2 separate regions of the Mus musculus genome follow, and region 1 is linked to region 2. The links are chromatin loops, found by intact Hi-C in ENCODE. Cell type or tissue: heart. All regions are shown on one strand.

The links. Peaks named below come from ENCODE experiments on the same cell type or tissue, not always from the same donor. Only the 100,000 strongest peaks of a DNase experiment are listed, where the experiment ranks them.
Region 1: it touches region 2 in a loop (9-fold over the local background); 9 of 42 quality-filtered maps call a loop at or near these places.

Annotation. Positions count from the first base shown.
Region 1 is chr6:58,430,910-58,438,909 of GRCm38, reverse strand. It overlaps Vmn1r30 (vomeronasal 1 receptor 30), which reads left to right and starts at 3,065. Exons shown (of 1, transcript NM_134177.1): 1 at 3,065-3,973. The coding sequence starts at 3,065. The coding sequence ends at 3,973. In heart, no CTCF peak of the experiment used is centred here; no DNase peak of the experiment used is centred here.
Region 2 is chr6:57,971,254-57,979,253 of GRCm38, reverse strand. It overlaps Vmn1r25 (vomeronasal 1 receptor 25), which reads left to right. Exons shown (of 1, transcript NM_053238.2): 1 at 1-860. The coding sequence ends at 860. Among named protein-coding and RNA genes, the nearest start is that of Vmn1r25, 4.0 kb to the left of the region's middle. In heart, no CTCF peak of the experiment used is centred here; no DNase peak of the experiment used is centred here.

The DNA.
Region 1 (8,000 bases), 460 kb before region 2:
ACAAACAAAAACAGCCAGTGAGGCCAATCTTGCTGCAACCTCTCTTCTTGTAGTGTCATAAAGTAGGGAAAATTCTACAACTCTTCGAAGGACTCCTCGAAGTGCAGGTGGCAAACACCAGTGCTGTATGCCTTGCTGGACCACAGTGGAAGCACCAAAACCATCAGTAAGACAAAATCTAATGGGCTGGGGGAGTCTCACCAGAATAAGAACTAGCGGTTAGCAGGCCAGGCTGGGGGTCTGGGGTCTATGACAGAGTCATCCAAAGCCTCTCAGGTAGTGCTTATGAGATGGAGCTTCGGAAAGATGAGCATTGCTCAGAGGTCTGGCCTGCAGTGAAGTCCCCCAGTAGAACCAGCCTCAATAACGCCCTCTAGAACATGATGGGCCTAGAGTTGGACAAGTGAAAGTCACATCCAGTCCCTGTCAGAACAGGGGACTTAGGCTCCTCTTTTTCCCAAGTCTAGGTGCTTTCCTCTTGCTCTTCAGCCCTGCCCTACCCTTATCTCCCAATGAGATGGAAAGTTTCATTCCAATTTTCCTTTCCAAGTCTTGTACTTCTCCTTCACCTTTACCACTCAGCTTTCTGGGAGCCTAGGGCCTAACCCTACTCCTCACTTGCCCCATGGGCTGTATGTTTGGTGCCTGATCCTCAGGCACAGAGAAGAAAGGGACCTTAATAGCCTCTGCCCAATTCCAGGCTACTTGGCCTTCCCATCTCCTCCCCAACCCCACAGCTGATCGCCAGACTTCTTCCTGCTCTCTCCTTTCCTAACTTCTGGTGGTCCAACTCCACACTCAGTCCTTGGGCTCAAATCCACATCATGCGCATCAAACTCTTCAACAGGGTTTATTTAGGATGCTGTATAGTTTTTTTTATTTGTTCATCTATTCTTTTGTTTGTTTACCTGAGCCCATGGCCCCATGACCGAGGACCAATGACTTCATGTGGCTTTTGCAGTTCCCCACTCCTATTGAGTCTTTACTAGAGAGCCAGCCAGGCAAGCAGAGCATAATTAATGACCTCAAACCACTTTGGAGCACAGTTTGGGACTCTGAGATCAGGGTAGGGAGAGAGAACAAAATGGATCTTCACAAGTTAGGGGTGCAGAAGGAGGCTTTAAGAAAGGTCTTCAAAATAAATAATCAGAAGAACAGGATATATCAATGAGAATAAGAAGGAAAGGAAATGGTTGCACCCCCAGGCAAAAGGGACTGTTAGGACTTTTCTACATTGTGTATATTTCTCCTACCATCTCCAAATGTCCTTAAATGTTTAATAAACACTGACATTTCCGGGGGGAGGAGGGGGAGAACAGACAATCACCATGCAGATACTGTGGATATAGGTTGGTGAGAGGATTAGATATTTGGCTCTGGCAATTTACATGATCCATTCCCTCATGAGAGTATGCATTTTAAGAAGAAAATTCATATAAATATAAAACATGTAGTTTATTATTTCATATTCATGGTCACATTATAGGAGGGTCTCTTCCACTACTTCATTATTTCTATACAGACAAGCATGCATGCATGCAAATATGTGGAATATCTGAGTGAACTTGAAATATAATTGGGCAATCCATTTCTCACAAGCTTTGAATAAGTGCAGGCATTTTCTATTTCTTTATCACAAAGCTGATTTTAAAGTACTGAATTAAATCAATTCAATAATAAATTGCTCCTGGTAACTAGGCCAAGTAACTTACATACACACCAAAGGAAAGACTGTTGCGTGAAACTGTAAAGAGTGTCTGGGTGCTGATTATGAATGATAACACTGGGACCTTGTTTCCACTACATGGGAAGAAATCTCTTTTAAACAGAAATTCCCAAAGAACATCCCTAGATGGACATCTTCAGCAAGCTCACCATTGTGATAATGTGTGGAAAATAGTGCTTACCTTAATTCACATGTTCTTTCTTGTTGAAAGTTCCTAGCTCTATATCTTCCAATGTGGTTATATAGCCTATAGAAACTATAGAAATCAGGAAAGCAAAAGTGGAAATATTGTAAGGGTAGGGGCAAGTGTGGGAGCAATAGACAGCAGAATTGCAGATTATAAGTATCTGATCATGGAAGTGGAAAACTCAGGGCTCCTTACTGTTGAGTAAAGAGGTAAATACTAAGAAGGTGGGAGAAAAGTAAGGGGAATAGCAGGACACAGTTTATTAAATAGGGAAATAGGAAAATGGGTGGATCCTTAAGTAAAGAAGAGGAGCATATGTACAAAAGAAAGAAAGGAGATAGCTAGGTAAAATAACAATATGGATGGCTCAAAAGTCCATAAGGAATTATGCTGTTAATGAGTTACTTCCCTCCCCCACAAAAAGAAAGATAGTATTTGTCTTGATGGCAGGGAGTTAGTTTCTTAATCCTTAACTGGAGTTCACAAAGTGTTTTAATGTGATGGGAACTGAAGTGGTAACTGCCTAGGGTCATTCGTACCCATAATGTTCATACAATTAATACAACATAATAAAAAGATGACTGACCTTTTACTAATTAAAATAGTGAGATTATCATGAATTATAACTGTGATTCCATTAGAATTCAGAGCCAAAACATGGATAGCTGTGAAATAAAGCACAGTATAATTAAAGACCATGAGAATGAATAATTGTTTTATTTATTATGTAATTTTTCCCAAGACTACATATGTTTTATTCTTCTGTAAAGACATGATTAATATTGTGTGTTTATCAACACTGTTCTGTATAGTTAAGTATATAATGAGGTAATTTAAATCAATAGGATTGTGTTTCTAAGGCATGAGAATCAGGTGCATGAGACAAAGTGTTCAGAAAGTATAGATATGAGTGTGGATGAATTTATTGTCTATAATATTCCATGTATAGGGGGTACACGGATGGTATATAAAAATGTAGGCTATGATGTTCAGTCTGGAAAATCAGAAGTTAAAGATTAATCAAAAATTAATAGAATGATAATTTAGACATACTATCTAGTGAATCACAAGTCTCATGTATACTCTTTTTTTTTTTCAGATATCTGAAATACACGTCCAATATGCTCTTAAGATGAATACACTTATCACTTATGTCCTCATTAAAGAATATCCTTTATTTCCAAGCTGGACTTGGAATTCTAGCCAATACTTTTCTCCTTTGTTTCTATACTTTCACAATCCTAGGTCATAGATCAAAGCCCATGGATCCGACCTCCTGCCAACTGACATTTGCTCATATATTATTTTTGCTAGCGGGAGGGGATAATTGGCTTGCAGTCATACTTGAGTCACTGAACATTGAGAATGACTTCAAGTGTAAGGCAATTTTTTATACAAGTAGGGTCATGAGAGGGTTCTCTATCTGCATCACCTGCCTCCTGAGTGTGTTCCAGGCTGTCACAATCAGTCCCCATACCTCACTGTTGGCAAAATTTAAGCATAAACTAAATACATACATCTTCTATGCTGTTTTATATATTTGGTTTTTTAATTTCTTGGCCAATAGTCACATGATATTCTATGTTGGTGGTTTTAACAATGTGAGTGAAACCAACCAGATGAGAGTCACTCAATCCTGTTCACTATTTCCCATGAACTACGTCATCAGTGGATTGATTTTTACAGTGACAACTTTCAGAGATGTATTTCTTGTAGGAGTCATGCTGATCACAAGTGCATATATAGTGATTATCTTGTTCAGACACCAGAGGCACTGCAGGCATCTTCATAGCATCAGGCACCTGAGAGTGTCCCCTGAGAAAAGGGCCACCCAGACCATCTTACTACTTGTGGTTTTCTTTGTGGTCATGTACTGGGTGGACTTCATCATCTCATCCACCTCACTCTTGTTATGGATGTATGACCCAGTCATCCTGACTGTTCAGAAGCTTGTAGTGACTGCCTATCCCACAATTACTCCTTTGGTACAAATCAGTTCTGATAAGAGAGTAATCAACGTGTTGAAAAACTCACAATCAAAGTGCCAACAGATTTTCTAAAACATGATTCTTTCTCTTCTTTTAAAAATGATTTACTTGGAGCTAGAGAGATGGCTCAAAGATTAAGAGCACTGTCCGTGCTTCCAGAGGTCATGAGTTTAATTCCCAGAAACCACATGGTGGCTTACAACCATCGGTAATGGGACCTGATGCCCTCTTCTGGTGTGTCTGAAGACAACTAGAGTGTAGTCATATAAATAAAATACATTTTAATATGATTCACTTATTTTATTTATATCTGTAAGTTCTGTATCAATATGTCTACATAACTGCATTCCTGATGCTCAAAGATGTCAGAAGAGATCATGGGATCCCCTGGAACTGGAGTTTCAGATGACTTTAGGTACCATGCTTGTAGCTCCAGTAATTGGATTTTGTCCAAATTATAAATATTTCTTAAACTTTAATTGTCAAGGGGCAAAGTGAGATTCTTCATATGATTTAAATAACGTTTGTAGTATTACACACAAAGGAAGCTCCTTGCTGATAGTAACTTTTTAAGCCTTTCTTTTAAAAACATTTTAATCTCTAATACATCAAGTTTAGTTAAAATTGCAACTTTAATTTTGTTTAATAATTCTAATTTCTCTGGGTTATGAAAACAATGTTAATTTTGTTTTTCCACTGTTTACCAGAGTTTTACTCAATTAAACTTATCTGGAACTTTCATATGTTTGTTTGTTTGCAATTAATTTCATCTACATTTATTGAAATAATATTGGTAAATTAAAATTGTTTATATACAGATAGTACAAATACAGATATGCAATACCTTTTTATATAATGTCTTTTCTATGAATGTGTATATGCTACTATGTATGTGCACTGACAAAAGATACATGTTCATTTATACTTGGAGGCCAGGAGACACTTTGACTATTTTTCTTCACAAACCATTCACCTCATGCTTTGATAGAGAGTGTCTCTTCTGGACCTGGGAATTGCCAAACATTCCAAGTTGGTAGCCTTATGGATTCTCCTGTCACTGCCTCTCCAGCTCTGTGATCACAAAGGATCCCTACTATACCCCATTATTTAAAATTATATTTTTCTTTTATTGAAAAAAACTTTCTATTCATTTAATATATTCTGAATAGTTTTTCCCCTTCACCTAGTCCTCCAAGTTCTTTCCTATCTCCTCTCTTGTCCAGATCCACAGCCTTTCTATGTCTCCTTATGAAACTAAAAAGCATCTAAACAATAATAAAAAATAAAAAATAATTAAACCCAAAAATAAATAAACCACAATAGTACAAAACAATCAGAAGAAAAAGAATCAAAGAAAAAGCACAATAAATACATACAGACATAGGAACATAGAAGTTCAACTCAGGAACCTTATAAAATACAAAGACAGATGTCATAATACATAGCAAATGACCTGTAAAGATTGTACTGAGTTCGTTTTATGTTGGACATCTTGGGCAAAGCAGAGTGATTTATTTTGCTAAGTCTCTCAAGTTCTCCTCCTCTCTGAATATTTTCTAGCTGTGGGTCTCTGTATTTGTTTCTATCTGCTAATAGAGAAACCTGTTTTGATGATGGCTGAACAAGTCTCAGATCTATGAGTCCAGCAGGAGTCATTTTATTGCTACATTCTTCTGGTTTCGGCATGGTCTTGGGATGGATGATATGGCACAGTTCCCACCCCTAGAGCAGGACATGAGTCTCTTGGATTGCTGGTGGTTGCTGTAAGAGTAAAGGTTATTGGCATAATAATACACACATTCTACGTCATGATCTTTCTGCCAAATATTCTCCCTGGGAAAGTTTATGACTCCATTATCATCAGAAACAGCATGATTACGGGAATCAAGAATGTGTCTGGTACTCCTCAGCAATATAGTGATTCTATAGCCTTCAGAGAAGCCCTTAAGGCTGTAGTAAAAAACTCTAAAAATATTAGTTCAAGAATACATAAATAGCTGAGTAGTATTCCATTGTTTAAATGAACCACATTTTCTGTATCCATTCTTCTGTCATGGGACATCTAGGTTGTTTCCAGCTTCTGGCTATCACAAATAAGACCACTATGAACATAGTAGAACATGTGTCCCTGTATCATGGTGGAGAATATTTTGGGTATATTCCCAAGAGTGATATAACCAGGTCTTCAGGTAGACCTATATCTAATTTTCTGAGGAACCTCCATATTGATTTCCAGAGTAGTTGTACCAGTTTGCATTCTCACCAGCAATGGAGGAGTGTTCCTCTTTCTCCACATCCTTTCCAACATGTGTTGTCACCTGAGGTTTTGATCTTAGCCATTCTGATTGGTGTAAGGTAGAATCTCGGTGTCGTTTGTTTGCATTTCTCTTCTCACTACGTCCTGAGTTTTGCAGGCAAATGGATGGAATTAGAAAATATCATCCTGAGTGAGGTAACTCAAACTTAAAAGAATGTGCATGGTTGTACTCATAAATAAATAAATAAATAATACAGAATATTCAAGATACAGGCCACAAAACTCAAAAAGCTTAATAAGCTGAAGTGCCCAAGTGAGAATGCCTCAGTTCCACTTGGGAGAAAAAAGAAAGCAATCACAAATAGGGAGGGAGGGAGGGAGGGAGGGAGAGAAGGAGGGAGGGAGGGAGGGAGCTGGGAGGGAAAGTGGATGGGGTAGGGGAAGGGGAGTGGACAGGGAGAGGGGATCCTGATCTTGTATTGGGTGAGGGAAAAGGACTGAAGCCCTGAGAGCCAGCAGAATGGATGTATGAAATAGGAGGTTGAGAGTAGGGAATGGAATATGGAGCGTAAAAATGAATTTTTAAAAATAAAATTAAATTAAAAAATAAAAATAAAATTCACTTTAATGTTGGCAGTATGGGTATTAAAACCACCAGCAAACAGATCAGTAAATTTTTTAGTGATAACAACTTTAAAAAATGAATACATAAATCACTGTAAAAACTGTTCTCTACAAGATTTCTGAACTATGCAAAATATATGGGTGCAGTATGAATTACATGAAGGGCTTCCCAGACCTTAAGAAAACAGAGGCAGTGGCACTAATGAATCAGCTTAAGAGAGATATTGAGGTGGAAGAAATGATTTGGTCAATAGAGGGATAAACCTGGATCACAAATGAGAAAGGAATAGTTTTTTTTTTAAAGGCTTAGATAGATGGTTATATAATATTAATTGTAAATGGTGGTCTCCTCCATGGAAGCCATTAACAACTAAATTTGATCCAGATATTCTACTCCCTAAAGGAGATAGATATAAGTGCAATCCAAATGGAGGTCAGAGACAGACAAATGTCTGCTCTCAAGAAAAAAATGATGGCTTAATTATATTTGTACTTTGTGGGATGACAATAATACTTTGCAATAATAAGCCTTGGAGTTACTGAGATAAAAAAGAAAAAATAGACTCGAGCCCCGGGCTACCTTGCCAGCAGAGTCTTGCCCAACACCCGCAAGGGTCCACACGGGACTCCCCACGGGACCCTAAGACCTCTGGTGAGTGGATCACAGTGCCTGCCCCAATCCAATCGCGCGGAACTCGAGACTGCGGTACATAGGGAAGCAGGCTACCCGGGCCTGATCTGGGGCACAAGTCCCTTCCGCTCGACTCGTGACTCGAGCCCCGGGCTACCTTGCCAGCAGAGTCTTGCCCAACACCCGCAAGGGTCCACACAGGACTCCCCACGGGACCCTAAGACCTCTGGTGAGTGGATCACAGTGCCTGCCCCAATCCAATCGCGCGGAACTCGAGACTGCGGTACATAGGGAAGCAGGCTACCCGGGCCTGATCTGGGGCACAAGTCCCTTCCGCTCGACTCGAGACTCGAGCCCCGGGCTACCTTGCCAGCAGAGTCTTGCCCAACACCCGCAAGGGTCCACACAGGACTCCCCACGGGACCCTAAGACCTCTGGTGAGTGGATCACAGTGCCTGCCCCAATCCAATCGCGCGGAACTCGAGACTGCAGTACATAGGGAAGCAGGCTACCCGGGCCTGATCTGGGGCACAAGTCCCTTCTGCTCGACTCGAGACTCCAGCCCCGGGCTACCTTGCCAGCAGAGT
Region 2 (8,000 bases):
TAGCCAATACTTTTCTCCTTTGTTTCTATACTTTCACAATCCTATGTCATAGATCAAAGCCCATGGATCTGACCTCCTGCCAACTGACCCTTGCTCATATATTGTTTTTGCTAGCTGGAGGGGATAATTGGCTTGCAGTCATACTTGAGTCACTGAACATTGAGAATGACTTCAAGTGTAAGGCAATTTTTTATACAAATAGGGTCATGAGAGGGTTCTCTATTTGCATCACCTGCCTACTGAGTGTGTTCCAGGCTGTCACAATCAGTCCCCATACCTCATTGTTGGCAAAATTTAAGCATAAGCTAAAAACATACATCATCTATGCTGTTTTCTATATTTGGTTTTATAATTTCTTGGTCTGTAGTCACCTGTTAGTCTATGTTGGTGGTTTTAACAATGTGAGTGAAACCAACCAGATGAGAGTCACTGAATCCTGTTCACTATTTCTCATGAACTACATCATCAGTGGATTGATTTTTACAGTGACAACTTTCAGAGATGTGTTTCTTGTAGGAGTCATGCTGATCACAAATGCATATATAGTGATTATCTTGTTCAGACACCAGAGGCACTGCAAGCATCTTCATAGCATCAGGCACCTGAGAGTGTCCCCTGAGAAAAGGGCCACCCAGACCATCCTACTACTTATGGTTTTCTTTGTGGTCATGTATTGGGTGGAAATCATCATCTCATCCACCTCACTCTTGTTATGGATGTATGACCCAGGCTTCCTGACTGTTCAGAAGCTCATAGTGACTGTCTATCCCACAATTACTCCTTTGGTACAAATCAGTTCTGATAAGAGAGTAATCAATGTGTTGAAAAACTTGCAATCAAAGTGCCAACAGATTTTCTAAAACATGATTCTTTCTCTTCTTTTAAAAATGATTTACTTGGAACTAGAGAGATGGCTCAAAGATTAAGAGCACTGTCTGTGCTTCCAGAGGTCATGAGTTTAATTCCCAGAAACCACATGGTGGCTTACAACCATCTGTAATGGGACCTGATGCCCTCTTCTGGTGTGTCTGATGACAGCTACAGTGTAGTTATATAAATAAAATAAATTTTAATATGATTCACCGATTTTTATTTATATCTGTAAGTGCTGTATCAATATGTCTATATGACTGCATTCCTGATGCTCAAAGATGTCAGAAGAGGTCATGGGATCCCCTGGAACTGGAGTTTCAAATGAATTTAGGTACCATGCTTGTAGCTCTAGTAATTGGATTTTGTCCAAACTATAAATATTTCTTAAACTTTAATTGTCAAGGGGCAAAGTGAGATTCTTCATATGATTTAAATAATGTTTGTAGTATTACATACAAAGGAAGCTCCTTGCTAATAAGTAACTTTTTAAGCCTTTCTTTTAAAAAAAAAATTTAATCTCTAATACATCAAGTTTAGTTAAAATTATAACTTTAATTCTGTTTAATAATTCTAATTTCTTTGGGTTATAAAAACAATGTTAATTTAGATTTTCCACTGTTTACCAGAGCTTTACTCAATTAGACTCATCTGAAACTTTCATATGTTTGTTTGTTTACAATTAATTTCATCTACATTTATTGAAATATTATTGGTAAATTAAAATTGTTTACATACAGATAGTACAAATACAGATATGCAATATCTTTTTATATAATGTCTTTTCTGTGAATGTGTATATGATACTATGTATGTGCACTGACAAACGATATATGTTCATTTATACTTGGAGGCCAGGAGACACTTTAACTATTTTTCTTCACAAACCATTCACCTCATGCTTTGATAGAGAGTATCTCTTCTGGACCTGGGAATTGCCAAACATTCCAAGTTGGTAGCCTTATGGATTCTCCTGTCACTGCCTCTCCAGCTCTGTGATCACAAAGGATCCCTACCATACCCCATTATTTAAAATTATGTTTTTCTTTTATTGAAAAAACTTTCTATTCATTTAATATATTCTGATTAGTTTTTCCCCTTCCCCTAGTCTTCCAAGTTCTTTCCCATCTCCTTTCTTGTCCAGATCCACACCCTTTCTATGTGTCCTTATGATACTAAAATGCATCTAAACAATAATTAAACACAAAAATAAATAAACCACAATAGTATAAAACAATCAGAAGAAAAAGAATCAAAGAAAAAGCATAATAAACATATACAGACATAGGAACATACAAGTTCAACACGGGGACCTTATAAAAATACAAAGACAGATGTCATAATACATAGCAAATGACCTGTAAAGATTGTACTGAGTTCATTTTGTGTTGGACATCTTGGGCAAAGCAGAGTGATTTATTTTGCTAAGTGTCTCAAGGTCTCCTACTCTCGGAATATTTTCTAGCTGTGGTTCTCTGTATTTGTTTCTGTCTGCTAATAGAGGAACCTGTTTTGATGATGGCTGAGCAAGTCTCAGATCTATGAGTCCAGCAGGAGTCATTTTAGTGCTACGTTCTTCTGGTTTCCATGTGGATGGTATGACACAGTTCCCACCCCTAGAGCAGGACATGAGTCTCTTGGATTGCTGGTGGTTGCTGTAAGAATAAAGCTTATTTGCATAATAATGCACATATTCTATGTCATGTTCTTTCTGCCAAATATTCTCCCTGGGAAAGTTTATGTCTCCATATTATCAGAAACAGCATGATTATGGAAATCAAGAATTTGTCTGGTGCTCCTCAGCAATATAGTGATTCTATAGCCTTCAGAGAAGCCCTTAAGGCTGTAGTAAAGAACTCTAAAAATATTAGTTCAAGAATACATAAATAGCTAAGTAATATTCCATTGTTTAAATGAACCACATTTTTTGTATCCATTCTTCTGTCATGGGACATCTAGGTTGTTTCCAGCTTCTGGCTATCACAAATAAGACCACTATGAACATAGTAGAACATGTGCCCCTGAGGCATGGTGGAGAATCTTTTGGGTATATTCCCAAGAGTGATATAGCCAGGTCTTCAGGGAGACCTATTTCTAAATTTCTGAAGAATCTCCATATTGATTTCCAGAGTAGTTGTACCAGTTTGCAATCCCATCAGCAATGGAGGAGTGTTCCTCTTTCTCCATATCCTCTCCAACATGTGTTGTCACCTGAGGTTTTGATCTTAGCCATTCTGATTGGTGTAAGGTGGAATCTCAGGGTCATTTGTTTGCATTTCTCTGCTCACTACATCCTGAGTTTTGCAGGAAAATGGATGGAATTAGAAAATATCATCCTGAGTGTGGTAACTCAAACCTAAAAGAACATGCATGGTATGTACTCATAAATAAATAAATAAATAAATAAATAATACAGAATATACAAGATACAGGCCACATAACTCAAAAAGCTTAATAAGCTGAAGCACCCAAGTGAGGATGCCTCGGTTCCACTTGGGAGAAAAAAGAAAGTAATCACAAGGAGGAAGGGAGGGAGGGAGCTGGGAGGGAAAGTGGACAGAGAGAGGGAGGGGAGCGGGCAGGGAGAGGGGAACCTGATCTGGTATTGGAAAAGGTCTGAAGCCCTGAGAGCCAGCAGAAAGGATGTATGAAATAGGAGGTTGAGGGCAGGGAATGGAATATAGAGTATTTTTTAAAAATAAAATAAAATTTAAACATAAAAATTAAAAATAAAATTCACCTCAATGTTGGCAGTATGGGTATTAAAACCAACAGCAAACAGATCAATAAATTTTTTAGTGATAATAACCTTTAAAAAAATGAATACATAAATCACTGTAAGAACTGTTCTCTACAGGATTTCTGAACTATGCAAAATATAAGGGTGCAGTATGAATTACATGAAGGGCTTCCCAGACCTGAAAAAACAAACAAACAAACAAAAAAACAAAACAAAAACAAAAAAAACAAACAACAACAACAACAACAACAAAAACAGAGGCAGCTGCACTAATGAATCAGTTTAAGAGAGACGTTGAGGAAGGAGAAATGATTTGGTCAATAGAGGAAAAAACCTGGATCACAAATGAGAAAGGATTTTTTTTGAAAAGGCTCAGATAGATGGTTATATAATATTAATGTTAAATGGTGGTCTCCTCCATGGAAGCCATTTACAACTAAATTTGACCCAGATATTCTCCTCCCTAAAAGAGATAGGTATAAGTGCACTCCAAATGAAGGTCATAGACAGACAAATGTCTGCTCTCAAGAAAAAAATTGGTCGTGCAAACTTTATATGCCTCAGTACTGGGGAACACCAGGGCCAAGAAGTGGGAGTAGGTGGATAGGGGAGTGGGTGGGAGGGTATGGGGGATTTTGGGATAGCATTGGAAATGTAAATGAGGAAAATACCTAATAAGAAATTTAAAACACAAAGAAATAAATTTAAAAAATGATGGCTTAATGATATTCGTACTTTGTGGGATGATAATAATACTTTGCAACAATAAGCCTTGGAGTTACTGAGATAAAAATGAAAAAATAAAGAATAAAACAATATATTGTGGCAGCTGAGAATTATAAAAATGACCTAATGACCTTCAATACTGCTTGCAGTGGTATAAGAAAGAGCTTGCTAAATTGCTATATATATATATATATATATATATATATATATATATATATATATAGTATTATGTTTAAAGAGAACTTTCTCACTTAAAAATCGCCTCTATGTCTACTTGGCAACCATAAGCACTGTGCCTAGTGAACAGCATAAGAATTGCTATGTTAAAAAAAATTACTTGACACTGCTATCTAGTCTTCTCTCCTGAAGACACCATGTCCTGAATCATCCCAGAAGATGACTCTGCTACACACAGAGCAGTTGGAAAGAACCCTCTGAAGTCCCAGAGCTGCCACTGGGAGCCTAGTGGACTCAGGACTCATCATTCTCCAAAATCCCTGCCCACCTAATTCCCCTCCCCATTCACATGGTACTTTCTATTGGGGTACACTACTACCAAGTCTGCTCCCCTGAGAACACCATATCCTGAGTCATCCCAGAAGATTTGCTACACTCAGAGCAGTTGGAAAGAACCCTCTGAAGTCCCAGAGCTGCCACTGTGAGCTTAGTGGACTCAGGACTCATCATTCTCCAAAATCCCTGCCCACCTAATTCCCCTCCACATTCACGTGGTCCTTTCTGTTGGGGTACACTACTACCAAGTCTGCTCCCCTGCCGACACCATACCCTGAGCCATCCCAGAAGATCCACTGCACTTAGAGCAGTCAGGCAACTGACACTACAGCCTGACACATCCCAGGAGATCTGCTGCACACGGGGCAACTAGACAGCAGGCACTGCAGTCTGAAGACCTTTGGGTTGGGGGAAACCTCTGTGATATGCAGGGCAATTGACCCAAAAGACTGAAAGCCTCCCTGGAGTTCTGCTGCACACAGGAAAACAGAAACCACAGTCCATGGGGCCCCTGGTGAATGTCTTCATACAGGACAACAGCTTGACTGCTCCACTGAAGACCCAACAGTTTGAATGACTCCCAGGAGATCTACTACAGCCAGGGCAACAGATCAGCAGCTTCTCTGCCCTTATGAAGAGTTCCCAGTTGGAAGGCCCCACAGGTGATCTCTTACAGACAGGGCTACAGGCCTACCAGGAGAACTGAAGCAACCCAAGGACAAAAGATGAAGACTTCAGACAGAGTCACTGAGAACACCAGGGATAACCAGATGGCAAGAGGCAAACACAAGACCAAAAAGCAACAGAAATCAATATACATGAGCATCATCAGAACCCAGTTCTCCCACCACAGCAAGCCCTGAATACAACAACACATCTGAAAATCAGGAAGCTGACCTAAAATCCTATTTCATGAAGAAGAGTCCTTTAAGGATTATATAAATAATTCACTGAAAGAAATACAGGAAAACACAGGTAAACAAGTAGAAGCCCTTAAAAAGGAAACAAATAAATCCCTTAAAGAAACACAGGAAAGTAAAATCAAACAGTTGAAGGAATTGAATAAAGCAGTCTAAGACTTCAAAGTGGAAGTGAAAACAATAAAGGAAACACAAATGGGTGCAAACCTGGAAATGGAAAACCTAAGAAAGAGGTCAGGAATTAGAGATGTAAGTATCACCAAGATAATACAAGAGATAATCTTAGGTCTAGAAGATACCATAAAAGAATTTGACACAATTGTCAAAGAAAATTCAAAACATCCAGGAAATTCAGGATACAATGAAAAGAACAAATCTAAGAATAATTAGAATGAGGGGAAAGAAAATTCACAGTTCAAAGGACTTGAAAATGTCTTCAACAAAATCATAGAAGAAAACTTCCCTGATTTAAAGTAAAAGAAGGCCATAAAGGTACAAGAAGCCTATAGAACACCAAATAAGTAGAAATGGAAAGAACTATTCTCTCCCCACATAATAATCAAACACTAAACACAGAGAACAAAGAAAGAATATTAAAATCCGCAAGGGAAAGGGTCAGGCAACCTTCAAAAGTAGACCTATCAGGATTATACCAGACTTCTCAACACAGAGACTATAAAAGCCAGAAAGGCCTGCTCAGAGGTCATACAGACTCTAAGAGAACACAAATGCCAGTCCAGGCTATTATATCCTGCAAAATTCTCAATCAACATAGATGAGGAAACTAAAGCATTCCAGAACAAAACCAAATTCAAACAGTATTTATCCATCAATCTAGCCCTACAGAAGATCCTAGAAGGAAAGCATCTCACAACAAAGCCAAAAGTAGAGAACCACAATCATATATAGCCACCTACAAAAACAAACAAAGCAGAAACCAAAAGTCATGTCTTTAATATCTCTCAATATTTATTTACTCAACTCACCTATAAAAAGACATAAGCTAACAGACTAGATATGCAAACAAGAGACAGCATTTTGCTGCACACAATAAACACATCTCAAATACAAAGACAGACACTATCTTAGCGTAAAAGGATGGAAAAAGGTCTTCTAAGCAAATGGTTCCAGGAAACAAGAAAGAATTGCCATCCTAATATCCAATAAAATAGACATTCAACGAAAAGTTGTCAAGTGTGATGTGGAAGGACACTTCATTTCACAAAGGGAAAATCTGCCAAGAGAAAGTCTCAATTGTGAACGTCTATGCCCCAAGTGCAAGGGCACCCACATTCATAAAAGAAACCTTACTAAAGCTCAAAATACACACTGAATCCCCCACAATAATATTGGAAATCTTCAACACACCATTCTCACCAATGAACAGGTCACTGAAACAGAAACTAAACAGAGACACAATGAAACTAATGCAGGTTATGAACAAAATGGATTTAACAGATATCTACAGAACATTTCTCCCTAAAACAAAAGAATGCACTTTCATCTCAGCACCTCAGGGCATATTCTCCACAACTGACCATATAATCAGTCACAAAACAAACAACCATTAATACAAGAAGACTAAAATATTCCCATGTATCCTATCAAATCACCATTGCCTAAGGCTGGTCTCCAGTAAGAGCAAAAATGACAAAAAGTCCACATGCACATGGAAACTGAACAGCTCTCTAATGAATGACAACTTGGTCAAGAAAAAAATTAAATATTTCCTAGACATTAATGGAAGGTTGACAGAACATATCCAAACTTATGGAACACAATAAAAACAGTGCTAAGAGGAAAATTCACAGCACGAAGTAAAGGATCTGGAGGGATCTTACACCAGCAACTGAACAGCACACCTGAGAGCTCTAGAACAAAAGGAAGCAAACACACCCATGAGGAGTAGAGGACAGGAAGTAATCAATTTCAGAGCAGAATAAAACCAAACAGAAACAAAGAGTACAATACAAAGAATCAACAAAACAAAAAAGCTGGTTCTTGGAGAGAATTAACAATATAGATAAATGCTTAGCAAAACTAACCAGGTGGCACAGAGGTAATATCCAAATTAACAAAATCAGAAACAGAAAGGGAGACATACCAACAGAAACTGAGGAAATGAAAAAAAAAAAAAAAAAACATCAGATCCTACTACAAAAGATTATACTCAACAAAACTGGAAAATCTGGATGAAATGGACAATTTTCTATTCTGATACCAGGTAGCAA